2 separate regions of the Homo sapiens genome follow, and region 2 is linked to region 1. A link is an interaction called in ENCODE POLR2A ChIA-PET data of the cell type or tissue named here. Cell type or tissue: GM12878. All regions are shown on one strand. Each heading gives the region's core, and the rest is flanking DNA. Links, peaks and the distances in the headings are about the cores only.

Evidence for each region. Peaks named below come from ENCODE experiments on the same cell type or tissue, not always from the same donor. Only the 100,000 strongest peaks of a DNase experiment are listed, where the experiment ranks them.
Region 2: POLR2A ChIA-PET joins it to region 1 with 6 read pairs; 1 of 35 experiments calls an interaction of 5 or more read pairs at or near these places.

What each region holds. Positions count from the first base shown.
Region 1 is chr9:19,548,856-19,553,251 of GRCh38, reverse strand. It overlaps SLC24A2 (solute carrier family 24 member 2), which reads left to right. Exons shown (of 11, transcript NM_020344.4): 8 at 2,984-3,115. All of the region lies in intron 4 of LOC105375988 (a long non-coding RNA gene), which reads right to left. Among named protein-coding and RNA genes, the nearest start is that of MAP1LC3BP1, 88 kb to the right of the region's middle. In GM12878, for the core only: no CTCF peak of the experiment used is centred there; a DNase peak (open chromatin) is centred at 1,981; H3K4me3 peaks cover 581 bases.
Region 2 is chr9:19,997,328-20,001,723 of GRCh38, reverse strand. It overlaps a transcript of SLC24A2 not described here. Among named protein-coding and RNA genes, the nearest start is that of SLC24A2, 210 kb to the right of the region's middle. RefSeq lists an enhancer at 1,225-2,424. In GM12878, for the core only: no CTCF peak of the experiment used is centred there; DNase peaks (open chromatin) are centred at 2,003, 2,380, 2,713 and 3,453; H3K27ac peaks cover 1,916 bases.

The sequences.
Region 1 (4,396 bases), core at 119-4,118:
AACAAAGACAAAATAAGCCTCAAACTTGGAACAGTATTTTTTTCTTCCACTTCTCTAACCAGCTTGCAAACTGCCTCCCATTGAGCCAGAGTGAGACTTTACTTGGCAAAGATAATTTCACCTAATGTATGCCAACAGCCTTGCTCCTGGGGTACCTCTCAAATCCACCCCAGGATTCTAGGTTCCTGTACTTCCCTGTAGCAGGACTTGGCCCCCAGGAGGCTGTGAAGTTTCCATGGAGAGCCCTGTTGGCACAGCCTGAGACATAGTCTCTTCTCCTAGTCCATTTCTGCCCTAGCAACAGCTACCTCCAATGCAGCTTTGGAAGCTGTTCAATATAGTTAATTGTTTGCATTGGACAGTAGTGTGTTTAGAGCTTATACATCTAAACAGACAATTATTATTTTCTGCTATTTGCTAGTGGCAATGCCTGCCTGGTGACTTTGGCAGATGGAGAAAGGAGCTAATCCGTAGGTTATAAGCAGAAGGGTTATTGATGAAATGTCACCATCTGTTGGTGTCATTAAAATGATATGAGTCATAAAGAGTTGCTTTTGTGTTTTATCAGAAAAAGGTTAGCTTGAAGTCGAGAGAAAAGTTGCTAGATTGTGGATGGTAGTGATGAACAGAGCTAGGGGGAGGCATCAATCTCAGAATGGGGAGGAGCCTTAATGAACTCATCAGCTTGATGGGTCTTCAGGGAAGCTGACTGACTCTCTGCTAGAAAAAAAAATCATCTCTCATGTGAGATGGGGTATTTATTAAGAATGATGCAGTACCCCAAGGCTCCCATGCCTATTTCTGGGGCATCTGCCAGGAGGTAAGGGGAAAGTCATTCATTTGGGTTAAACAAGAAGGATCATATCTGGGAGGGAACAGACAGGAAAATATACCTGTCTCCTTAATCCACATTGGCCCCATGACACAAAGATTATTCACGTAGCTAGCTGACACCTTGGGAGGCTGGTGAGCCCAATAGGGAATGATATTCTCTACACCTGCTATATCCACAAGGAAGAGACAGAGGTGGCATAGAAGAGGGACCAGAGCCAGCACACCAAGCTTCCACCAAAGATGGGAGCCCTCAGGATGGAAGAAAGAAAGCAATGGATGGAATAATATGTGAATTGCATAGAAAGAAATAGGGAGTGTGAGGTGTATATTTAAAAAGGATCCAGGGTACCAAAATAAACTGTCAACTTCCTGATGCTGCCTTATTATTATTATACCTAATCCCTTTAATTCCACCATATTTGCTGTTTACAAATTCTTTTACCCACTGCCAAGGACATATACCCAAAGCAGAAGAACCTGTTGTTACTAACCCTTTTCAATATGGCTTCGCATCCCTTTTTTAAATTATTATTTCAAATTGTAACTCCTAGGGAGAGTTGAAGAGATTGTATAAAACACTATACATACTTTCTGCAGTACCTCAGTTTTGCCAGATAAATAAACAAGACATAGCATTGCTGTGAGCCCGGCCTCTCACCCAGCCCTGACCTCTCCTCAAGGCCAGCTGACCTGAGCCTGCCCCTCATGCCACCTCTGTAGGGACACAGGTGCTGGAGGGGGGCGCTGTTACTGTTTGAAAAGTGTATGGTGCTGGAAGCAAGAGCCCCAGGGGTAGGAGCTTTCTAAAGTTATTTATATGGTCTCAAAAGGAAGCATCAGTGGAAAAGTTCCTGTTGATATTTTTAGATCTGATGCGTGGTCCACTGCTGCACTTTCATTTTCAAACAAGCAGGGAAGGGAGTGATTGATGATGTCTACAGTGCTGTTTTGGAAGTATTGAGGGCTCAGCTGACAGGCTAACGGTCACCCCCTGCTGGGCCCAGACCCTCCCCCTCCATCTCTTCTAGCCCTGACTTCAGAAGCTACTGACTTCAGTGGCTGACAAATAAAACGCTGGCCATTGGCTGCCAAGTCAGAGACTCTGAAGTTTGTTCCCTGGCTCCGACACCCCGTGCAGGTTCACTGTCTTGCTTGACTTGTATTTTCTGTTTCTGAGGACTGAGACATATGTTTGCATAAGTTGTCTTTGGCTGCAAGTACAATGGTTTAGAATTTAGCTGTGGTTAAGCAGGTGACCAACTCACAACCTGAGAAGGGTGTGGGGGTGACAGGGAGAAATGAAGAGAGGTCGGTCAATGGGTACAAACTTACAGTTAGATAGAAGAAATCAGTCCTAATGTTCCTTAGGAGACTAGGGTGACCGTAGCTAGCAACAACACACTATATATTCCAAAGCTAGAAGAGAGGGCTTGGAATGTTACCACACATAGAAATGATAAACACTCAAGGTGATGGAGGCCCCAAATACCCTGACTTGATCATTACACATTCAATGCATGTAAAAAATACATTTACCCCAGAAATACGTAAAATATCAATGAAAGAAAAAAACTCACAACTACACAAAAATCAATGCACTTAGCTATTCCAAGGCCAGTGGGAAGTTAATCTCTCTTAGTAGTATTACTGAATTGTTTCTGTGGTTACTTTCATTTGCCTGATGAAAATCAGTGTTCCAAAAAAAAAAAAAGAGAAAAAGAAATATTTTTTATCAGTGCTCTCCTTCCCAAGGAGCCTGAAAGCTTGTGACTCTGTCTTCAAGGAGAAGGAAAGATGGGGAGATGGTGGTCATCAAGTCTTTTCCTCCACAGATATAGTTTGTTATAAGAAGCTCGTGAATTGTAGTTGTAGCCCACTCCAGTTGAATAATCAGTTGATGAACATGAGAAACTGAAGAGCATTCAAGGAGATAAAAGAAAATTCTTACATGCTCATGGCTGGACAATGTATTATTTGTTCCTAGGACTCAGACTGTGACAAATCTCAAAATCACACATATGAAGCTACTGGAACGAGTCCAGAAAACTGATAAGACATGGAGCTTCCCCTTTGTTCTGTGCTCCTGTTGTTGTGCCTGTGTACATTTTATTTTTTTGTTTGTTTAATTTTACCTCTTTTTCTACCACAGACCGCTGATGAGGAGGAGGACCAGCCTCTCAGCCTTGCCTGGCCTTCTGAAACCCGCAAGCAAGTCACGTTTCTGATTGTTTTCCCCATAGTGTTTCCTCTCTGGATTACGTTACCTGACGTTCGCAAACCTGTAAGTAAAGCATTTTAAAAATAGTTCCCTTGTAAAACATATGGTACATAACAGGGTGCATAGTCTGCTTCAGTTTGTGTTAAAAGGAAAAAGGAAGTACACTTGTATCAAAATCTCACATATACCCCATAAATAGGTACAACTATTATGTAACAAGAAAAAATATTTAAGTTTAAGGAAAAAGAGAAAGTGACATTAAGAATATACAGATTTCTCTGAGCAGACACACAATCACACTGATTGTTCAGGTTATCAAATCTGCATAACAAACTACCCCAAAACTTAGTGGTGTGAAACAACCATCCTTTTAGTCTTTTCTTGGATCCTGTCGATCAAGAATTTGAATAGGGCACATTGTGGATGGCTTGTCTCTGCTCCATTATGTCTGTGGCCTGAAGTAGAAAGACTTGAAGGGTTATGTGTATCTCATCTTGGGGCTACCATCATCTGGAGGCTTCTTTGCCATTTCTGGCACCTGGGCAGAAATGATTCAAAGGTTAGGCTCAGCTGGGACGGTCTACTGGAATGCCTAAACATGGCCTTTTCATGTGACTTGGGCTTCCTCACAGCATGGTAGCCTCAGGATAGTGAAATGTTTTACATAAGAGGTCAGTCAGGACTCCAAGAGTGAATGTTGCAGTGACAGAAGGCAGAAACTGCATGGTCTGTGATGATTCAGTCCCAGAAGTTACATAGATTCACTTCTGCTATGCCCTATTGACCAAAGCAGTCCTAAGTGTGTCTTGATTAAAGGGGGAGGAAACAAAAAGTTTACCTAGAATACGTCAGTGTCATATAGCATATCACTCTCCTGTTGGGAAGAGTGTCAAAGAATTTGCAAACATGTTTTAAAACCCCCACAGCGTTTGTCTCTGAGAAGGTAAGAAGGGCAACTGAAGGTCTGAAGCAGGAAGGTTACTCACATTTTCTTGAACATTCTTGTGACTATCATTACTTTAATCGACTATGTTTACTATCATTACTTTAATCGATTTTATTATCTACCATTATCACATACTGGGTGCTCCGAACGCAACAACATCAGCAAATTACAACCTGAGTATAGACCAAATCAAGAGAATACACCCACCCACTGTTGTTGAAGTGAGTTCTTGGGCCATTGCCCCAGAGGTGAAAGAACTAAGGAGAGGGAAGGAGAAACAGCTCTACTTCTTAGTATAGGACCACACACACAAACTCATTCAACAAAACTGTATACCTAATATGCATCAGATTCTGCACTAAATGTTCCTCGTGAGAGTCTCATTTCTGTTTGGAACA
Region 2 (4,396 bases), core at 240-4,239, 450 kb before region 1:
TCCATGTAACAAATCTTAAAGACTCGGTAGGAAGATGCTTAGCAACCTCTTTGGTGATGTGGCAAGCAGGCCTCAAAGTTGGCGGATGACATGGAATAGAGATGAATATCCACCAAACTCAGCCATTGCCAGTGGAGGGTGGACTGAGACGCCTTTTTTCACAGTGGTTCTATTTTTGATTCCCATGTGATTTACCCAAAAAAGGCAGGGCCTTGACACCTTGGGGACAGTTATGCTTATTCTCAGCTCAGCAGATTGGGCGAGAATGATTTAAGCAGCAAAGGAAAATTAATTGGTTGCCTTGGCTTCTTCCCCTTCCTGCTAGGCTTAACCCCCTTCCAGATTTCTTCCGCAGGACAGTTCCCTTCTCTCCATGCAGACCTGAGCCAAAATAGAGTGCCAGGAGGGTGAGAGGGTGCGTTGTGAGGCATGCAGAGCACTCTCCACAGGTAAACCTGCAGCTTTGCAGGAAGGTGGATGCACACTCCCTCCTATCCTCAGCCCACTCATTGCTGGATCTAAGAGGACAGGATGTGTGGCGCAGCAGGGACAATGCAGGCTCTGCCATCAGAAACGAAGTGCTGATCCTCCAGGCTTTAACTTTCTCCTTTGTGGCCCACAAAATGCAACTGCCACGTTTGCATTTGATTGTTTATTTTTAAAGTGAGGGTGGGCCCATTAGAGCAATGGATGGGGAGAGAAAGGGCCTCAAAACGTGATCTTTGCTCTTGGATACCAAGATAATATTCATCTTACTATCCATTAGGGTCAGATGACCCTTCTAAGCTTAAAAAGCAATAATTCCAAGTTATGCTTCCTGCCTCCTTCCGTCCTCCACACCCTCTCATACATAACTTTTCTGTCTCAACAGTGATCCTGTTTTTCCCATGAAAGTTTTCTCTGTGTATAGAGGAGGAACAGTCTCACATTTTACTGTTAACTTAGTCTCTAGGGCATGTATATTTCCTGTCTTTATGCTTAAGGCAAAACTGGGGTCCATTCTTTAGTTCAAAATCAGAGCCTTAAAATTATATAACACTGACACATAAGAAACTCCAGTGCAAAAAAATGTGGCAGATATGGAGACTGCGGGAGAAGAGATCCATGTGTCGTGAGTTCCTGATCTTCACTGAGCTCCTACAGCAGTTATTGTTTGTTGCCAGGTGGTCTATTCTCAGGGCCGTTTGTGTTCTGATGTTTCTCCCTTGTCCTCCAATGAGACTGGATAAACTTTTTGAAGATAGAGTTTATACCTATACAATGTTTATCAAGAACTGGCACAAAAGTCTCTGAAACTCCAGTTGAAGGTATGTTTTCACCCTCTGATGATTATAGGGCAGTCTGGATCCAACCTGCCTAGGTCAAATTCTGTCTCTGCTACTAACTAGCTGCATACTAGCTACTTGGGCAAGATTCCTCCAATTCCTTATCCATAAAATAGGGAACTGTTATGAGCAAAGTCCATGTAATATGCTTAGCACAGTTTCTGGCACCTAATGGTACTTCAAAAGGTGAAATAATAATGTTCATTAAGTGCCAACCATTTCCATACATACTAGTTTAAAATCTTTTAAAGTAGGAATTATTACCTCCATTTTACAGCTAGAAAAATAGTAAATCAGAGAAATGTGGTTTTTTAGTTGCAGATCGATCACAAAGTGAGCAGCAGCACAGGTCTGTGTAACCCCAAAGACTGAGACTCCAGCACAGGTCTGTGTAACCCCAAAGACTGCAGTCTCTGAACCTCTCCACACTGTCTTGAACATTCAGGCCATTAAGACCCTGAACTGGGGAACTCCTAGTCTAGCTCTTTAGTCACTTGGCAAAATTGCCACCAGTGACCCGGATGAAGAGGTTGAAAACAGGCCCCTTCTAGACTTTGATTCTCAGCCATGGGTGTTGACTGCTTTGTGCCTCCTGGGTCCCCCTGATGAAACTCTGTGACTCTGGCTCAGGATGACTGTAAGGCAGGACACAGGAGGTCAGCCCTGTAATTCCATAACTGCTCACTCACTGACTGCTTAGTGAGAAACCATGATGACAGCTGGGATCCTTTCCGTGATGAGTAATTACCCTGTCACACAAATCTATTTAGACCACATCCTTCTGGGGTACAACCACCAGTTGATTTAAAATGCAAACCTTTTGTAGCTCATTGCCATGAGGATGAAATATAGAGTTTACTCAGACTTTTCTTTGTTGGAGTATTTATTGTAAATCATTAGTTACTATGAGTTGCTACCCATACATCAAGCAATTCCTACCTAGCCCTGAGTGCTGAAAGAATTCTCTGTGCTTTTCTAGAAAAGGTACCATTTGTCCAAGAATATAATTACTGTATACTTTTTAAAAATCCCAAGCTCATATATTTGTGTAGAGAAACTCAGGCCCAAGGACACCCAATTAACTGGGAACACTCAGTGTGGTTTTCAATACAGGAACCACAAGTCTTCAGGGATGTTAATGAACATGGATAATAAATGCCTCACCTACTACTCAGGCTTCCAGCCAGGGAGGCGAAGGAGTGACAGGCAAAGCCGTGGCTCCCTGCTCCAAGTCTTGCACTAAACACTTTATATAGGTCTTTAATTCTCCCAATAGCCCCAGTGGGTAGGCATTAGCATCTTCATTTTACAGATGAACAAATTGGGGATCCCCATCTTACACCATGAAGCAGTGGAACCAAAACTCATACTGAAAATAATTGACTTTCCCAAGTCTCTCTGCTATATCACCACACACAAAGAGACTTGCAGCCCCAGCTAGCTTATTTCTGGCTTCTGCTGGTCTGATTCTTCTGTGGGTGGCTTTAGAACAAATAGGATGGCTGAGGTCCCCCATCATCAGGGCTGCCGTTGAACATGAAGGAGGAAAGCTGCTATGTATAGCAAGCATTTTTATCTTGCCACCAACAAAGATCAAGCACACAAAATCTGAATCCCCCCAGGGGTGGGAGAAGGAGTGAGTTTCTATTTCTCCCAGACCATTCTGTCCAGAGCACACAGCAATATGGGCAGACAATTAGTATGAACGGATTTGAGCAAAACAGCAAATCTGATTGATGCTGAAAGCACACCCATGTGGGAGCACACAAAGGGATGGAGAAGAGGGGTGGTCATAGGAAGCGGGGCCTGCTTAAAAATTCTAATCCTCATAAGCTTCTGAGGAAGCTGCTCTTTTCACTGGGCAGGTTTTTAATATTTATTGCTGGGGGCTGTTTTAATCCTAATGAAAATAGCATGTCCCTAGGAAAAGAAATGCTGGAGCTACAATGAATGAATGTGGCTCTGGCATTTAAAATGTCTCACAAGGCTCACAGAGGGTAGAGGTGACCCGGAAGTGAATCATTGACAGGCTTCAGGAAGTACTGCTGCCAGAAGGAAGTTGAGCTCAAAACAGGGTATGTGTGGGCGAGTTCAGGCTGAGTTAACCCCTGAATGGGTCTGAATGGAAGACCCATTTCTGAAGAGGGGCACACTCAGAGTTCATCTGCCAGAGTTTGAATCCTAGCCCTGCCATGTCTAAATCTCAATCTCCCATCTCTAAAATGGAGAAAATGATAATTACAGATTTTGTTGTTTCATTGTGAAGACCAATTGAGACAATGAATGTAAATTACTTACCACAGCTTCCGGCACAGAGTAAGTGCTAAATAGTGAGAGATGCATTATTATTAATATAATTTTTATTATTGTATGGCTTATCCTTAATAGTATTGGCTTTTTTCCCAAAAATATAAGGATGCCAGGTATGAACTAAGAGATAGTAACTAGGAGGGCCTATTGGAAAGAGCCAGAGAAAATTAATGCTGAATCTTCTATTGATAAAATTCTGATTCAAATCTGATTCAAACTGAGAAGGAAATAAGAGCTTCTCTTTTGCAGTGAGGGACACAGGCAAATTAACTATTTATCCAAATACAGTTTCATTGGCAAATAAAATGTGTTGCCTGAGTCCAACCATGTCATCAAGTAAGATCTCAACAGAGCTGAATCTGTGTGTAATTCTGAAGACTGGAGTTTGTCTTGCTCACTCCTAGCTGCTGTTGTACGCCTGTTTTTTCATGAGTGGAATCATTTCTAACCACTCAGTAAATTCTCTCTGTTTACCTCTCCCCTTCTATAATAGTGGATCTGTGACTGGGGTTTCCCTTTCTGTTGTTGGGTGAGTCTGACACTTGCTGAGAGTGTGCTGAATGATCCTGACCACCTCCTCTGATCTTCTTGGGCTCACAAATGGGGACCTCAGTTCCTCACTCCAAGGAATAGCTTAAGAATGTAAAAGGTATCATGACCTAAACTAATATGGTACGTCCACTTCCATATGAAAGTCAAAATCAAAGTTGTATCAAACTGTAAAGTAAACTTACTTTTTGAGGTGACATAAAGCTTAAATG